Regions from separate parts of the Homo sapiens genome. Here region 2 is linked to region 1. The links are chromatin loops, found by intact Hi-C in ENCODE. Cell type or tissue: CD14-positive monocyte. All regions are shown on one strand.

Region 1 (2,500 bases):
GTGAATGACATGGTATCCACTCAGCGAGTCCAATGTGGGTCATAAGACTTCCGCGGGGACCTCCATGGGCCCGCATCCTTGTGCCAAGCAGTACAGTCGTGAATGGGCTGAATGCTGGCTTTACCTTTTACTCTCTGGGTGCTCTTGGCCACCTCTCCAGAGCTGGTTTCCATATTTGTAAAGTGGGGATAATCTGGGGTAGTAAGGCAGGTTTTTGGTCAGCCAGTGAAGGTACACTCTCAGTGAAGAGCTGGCGCATAGTGTCTTCCTGAGGACCCAGGCTATGACTTCTGCCCCTTCATATTCTCCCAGAAACCAGCATCGGGTGGGCATGTGGGGTGCATGGTGGGTGTCTAAGGAAGGTGAGAGGGGAGGGAGGTTTTCCTGGTCCCTCTCTTCCTCCTCAGCAGCTGTACCTCCTGGGCCCCCCAGCTGGATGTAACAACATTGGACTCTTCTGTTTCCCTCTGTCCCCTGTATACTGTGTCTGCCAACATTGGACTCCTCTGTTTCTCTCTGTCCCCTGTACACTGTGTCTGCCAATGAAGCAGGGCCTCTTCTCTGGTACCCTGACCTTGGCAGGGCTCTCCCCCTACCCTGTGGCCAGAAGAGAGTCACCCTTCCGCTAACATTTGCCCTCCCCCAGATCCTGAGCCTCCATGAGCCTCCATTCCCGATGACAGCTTCCTGGTACCTTGGACCAGGCACGCCCCTTCCCCTTTGAGGGTCCCGGGCTCTTCAAGGTCAGATGGTGAGCAGGGTCCAGTGGGATTTAAGGTGTATGTCTTGAAGCACCGGACATTTCTCTGGCTCCCAGGCTCTCCTGGGCCCTGCGGCCTGCTCTAGGTGACATGTTCCCAGCTCCTGGGTCTTGGTGTAGACATGGTCCTGAGGGAATGAGCAGTGTATCTTGTAGACTGAATGTTCACTTCCCAGCTCTGGCATCTCCTCTCCACTCCTTCTTTCCACACTCCACCTCCAGGGCCAACAATAGGCCCCTTCAGCTCTGGACTCTTGCGTAGGGCTTGGGGGTGGGGTATGGCCTGAGCTGGCAGCAGGCAGGATGACGAGCCGGGCAGCCTCTGCCCAGCCCTGGAAGAGCTCTCTCTGGGAGTGGCTAGCTGCTGGGAGCTAGACCACATCCTTCCCTCTGGGCCCCCGTGCCGTGACAGTGCATGGGCAGGACAGGCAACGAGAGGCAGCTCTCTGCGGCACTCGTGTCCTGGCCTCGGCACCTGGGCATGTGTGGCGTGCATGGGAGTGAGACCCAGACAGCTGCAGCAATGTGTCCTCTGCCACCCACTGCTGCTGGTGTCTGTGTTGGGGAGCGATGGTCCAGGAGCACATTAGGGCCCTCAGTGTACTGTCTCTTTGTGTCGGCGTTGACACTCCGGTCTTCAGCTGGCGGAGCATGAAACGGTTTCACAGTACTTTCAAGACTTGATACAGATGGATGCTCTTGTCTCCACGTGTCAGCCCCACCAAGTCCAGTCAGCCTCAGGTTCAGTGTGGACTGGGTCACGCTGTTTAGTCAGATCCTCACCCCTCCTCTCTCAAGTGACATTCCCTTCTCCACTGGAGTTGGAGGGGACGAGGCATAGCAGGGCCCTGCCTGGTGTGTCTGCCTCTGCCTCTGTGCTCTGCCCTCCCACCCTGGCACCTGCCTGTTCCCCTCCTCTCTCTCGGTGAGCTGGGATCCTGACAGACCCAGGCCCCCTTCCCATCACCCTGTGTGGCAGCCCGCGCCCCAGCACCCCTTCGCAGTCCGATGAGAAGGCACCTTCCTTAAGACCAATGTCAGGCTCTCCCTCTGCCTGAGGGACTGGCTGAGTTGTTCTGGTTCTGAGATGGCTTTGGGGGACTGAGTTGCTTAGTGGGTCTGGGGTCGGAGTGGTTGTGATGACATGGACAGCCCCTCTTCCCAGAAAGGTGCTGGCGTCTCTGGATTAGAAATCATGGGGGGAGGCAAAGCCGGGGCTGGGAGAGGGCAACCAGGCTTGTTCCTGGCACCCACTGGGAAAGCAACCTGGCAGCAGCTCACGGGGGAAGAAGCAGCCACCGTTCTCCAGTGTTCCTCACAAAGACTGAGTCCTTCTCAGCAGACACACCCAGGGCCCCTGCCAGGTTCTCCCTTCAGGGCGACAGATGTGGACAGATGGTTCCCTTACGATGTACAGACCACAGCAGAGGTATACAGACCGCTCCTTCAGCACAATTATGTGCTGATACAAAGAGTTACAGGAATAGTGACCCTTTAAGGATAGGAACGTGATGGATAATTTAAACTTTTTAAAATTCTTGGCCGGGCGCAGTGGCTCACGCCTATAATCTCAGCCCTGTGGGCGGCTGAGGTGGGCGGATCATGAGGTCAGGAGATCGAGACCATCCTGGCCAACAGGGTGAAACCCCGTCTCAACTCTACTAAAAATATAAAAATTAGCTGGGCGTGGTGGCGCACACTTGTAATCTCAGCTACTTGGGAGGCTGAGGCAGGAGAATC
Region 2 (2,500 bases), 730 kb before region 1:
CGTCCCAGCTCATCTTTGCAGTTTTGCCTTCCCCCTGGACAGTGAGTCCTGCCAGGCAGGGTCTCTGGCTTGTTCACATTTGTATATATCCCCAAGAATACTTGGTCTAGCACCTTGTAGGGGCTCAGCACAGGCTAAAGTGTCATTTGCTCTAGAGCTGTTGGAGAGGTTGAGGACTTAGTCATTTGTGGTCATTGATAAGTCCTCTTTCTTTTCTTTCTTTGCTTTTTTCTTTTCTTCTTCTTCTTCTTCTTCTTTTTTTTTTTGACGGAGTTTCGCTCTTGTTGCCCAGGCTGGAGTACAGTGGCACGATCTCGGCTCACGGCAACCTCCGCCTCCTGGGTTCAAGCGATTCTCCTGCCTCAGCCTCCCAAGTATCTGGGATTGCAGGCATGTACCACCACGCCTGGCTAATTTTTGTATTTTTAGTAGAGACAAAGTTTCACCATGTTGTCCAGGGTGGTCCCGAACTCCTGACCTTAGGCGATCCGCCGGCCTCAGCCTCCCAAAGTGCTGGGATTACAGGTGTGAGCCACCGCGCCCGGCCGAGAAGTCCTTTCTCATAATTGGTGAATATAAATCCCGGAGTCCTCACCACAGGCTCCGGGCCCTGCATGATCCGGGCCCCGCTGGATTCGGCCCCTTCTCTGCTCCCTCTGACTTCACGCCCTATCACTCTGCTCCTCACTTCCTCTGCAAAAAGCCTAGCACCCTCCGGCAGCTCCTCCTTGGAGCCGGCTCTGGCTCCAAACAAAAGATACCCAAACAAAGGCAAGAAAGTGGTGAATTCCTAGAACCGGGAGGGCGCGGGCTCGGGGGCCAGCTGCAGGTTCCTGAGACGTGGGAGAGGAGGAGGAGTGAACACAGACCGCAGGCCAGTGAGTGGAGCAAGGTGCAAACTGCCAGAGAGCGGAGGCCCGGCCCGAAGACCCCAGACTCGCCTCCCGCCCACCCGCCCCCACGTGAAAAGGCACCAGATCCTAAGCGCTAACAGCGAAGGGCGGGACCGGCAGAGGGCTCCCTGCGGCGCCTCTCGAGGCGCGAGCGACCGGAAGGAAAGGCGGGAGGCTCAGCAGCGCGGCGGTGGGAGGAGCGCGCCCTTGCTGATTTCATGGAGGCCCGGGGCCGCGGGCGCTGTTCTCCTTCCTGTGCCGAGTGTGGTTTGCTATCAAGCGGTGGCAGTTCAGCCACAATCAGGGGCAGGGGGAGGGAGAGGCCCCCCGAAGAGGCAGAGGCCCTGCCTCGGCCGCCCTGAGCCTGGAAGGTGATTGGCTAGAGCGACTCCCGGCCGGGAGCGGAATGAATGGCGGGGACCGGGGCCTCTGGGTGGTGCGAGGTATGTTGGGAGGTGCGGGTTTTAATCGGCAGTTGGGCAGTTTAGCCACACGGGCCGGGGGCAGGGTGGGGCTGGCAGAGAAGGGAAGCTGGTGAGGCGGAAACAGGGAGGAGTAGGTTTTTCTTTCTTCTCACACCGGCAAACCAGAGGAAGCTTAACCTATCGGAACCAATTACTAGCATGAACCTAGCACTGAGCTCAAAGGCTGAATTTTAGACCTTTCACTGCTCCCATGCACACCCTGCCTGGTCACGGCTTCTCACCGTCTTTACCAAGATCAGTCACACCTGTGAAGCCCTGCTCATTCATCTCGCCAATTCCCTTCTACAGGACCCAGTGCCCAGACGCCACTACCCAATTCCCCCAGCCTTGGAATCTCCTCCTCTCTGCCAGGTCCTCACCACTGTGTTCTTGGCGATTTCACTAAAGATTCACCTCCTCAAAACTGGCCCCAATTAGTCCCACCCTGTTCAACCTACTATCTCCACTTAACGGCAAATGGCACCTGACACCCTCAGAAGTCAGACTCCTGGCAACTACAATTACCCAAAATACGGCAGAAAACTGTCTCGAAGCCCAGGCAACTGATTCTTGGGAGAAGCTGACTCATGCTTGGCCTCTACCTAGAGAAATAATTCATATTTAGAGCTGTGAGAATAGATAGCAAAGAGAGAGTAAGAAAAAAGATGCATAAATATGTACTAACACGTTTTTATAATTGCTTTTGTGTTCTTCCTGACAGCATCATGTTGCCTTTTAATATGGAGCATGTGCCATAGCTCTCCAGGAGAACCCCTCTGTGTCACAGCGAACCTCAGTCACTGACACTCAAAAGAAGGAATTATTTCAACTCAATAATAAACAAATAACCCTATTTTAAAATCAGCAAAGGGTGTTACCACATTTCCACAGAAGGTATACAAATGGCCAGTAATCATGTGAAAAGATGCTTGATATCATTTGTCATCAGGGAAATGCAAATCAAAACTGCAATGAGAGGCCAGGCGCTGTGGCTCACACCTGTAATCCCAGCGCTTTGGGAGGCTGAGGCAGGTGGATCGCTTGAGCCCAGGAGTTCAAACCCAGCCTGACCAACATGGTGAAACCCCGTCTCTACAAAAAAATACAAAAATTAGCCGGGCACAGTGGCCTGTGCCTGTAATC

The links. A loop is a pair of places that touch in the nucleus more often than their neighbours do. Peaks named below come from ENCODE experiments on the same cell type or tissue, not always from the same donor. Only the 100,000 strongest peaks of a DNase experiment are listed, where the experiment ranks them.
Region 2: it touches region 1 in a loop (5-fold over the local background); 2 of 110 quality-filtered maps call a loop at or near these places.

Annotation. Positions count from the first base shown.
Region 1 is chr3:195,899,430-195,901,929 of GRCh38, reverse strand. All of the region lies in intron 1 of TNK2 (tyrosine kinase non receptor 2), which reads left to right. Among named protein-coding and RNA genes, the nearest start is that of TNK2-AS1, 7.4 kb to the left of the region's middle. RefSeq lists an enhancer at 866-1,025. In CD14-positive monocyte, no CTCF peak of the experiment used is centred here; a DNase peak (open chromatin) is centred at 1,099; H3K4me3 peaks cover 2,285 bases; H3K27ac peaks cover 2,500 bases.
Region 2 is chr3:196,631,224-196,633,723 of GRCh38, reverse strand. It overlaps LINC01063 (long intergenic non-protein coding RNA 1063), which reads left to right and starts at 1,137. Exons shown (of 2, transcript NR_132101.1): 1 at 1,137-1,336; 2 at 2,079-2,220. RefSeq lists a silencer at 1,246-1,325 and an enhancer at 715-1,469. In CD14-positive monocyte, CTCF peaks have their summits at 807 and 1,014 (motif pointing right); DNase peaks (open chromatin) are centred at 153 and 1,083; H3K4me3 peaks cover 2,352 bases; H3K27ac peaks cover 2,500 bases.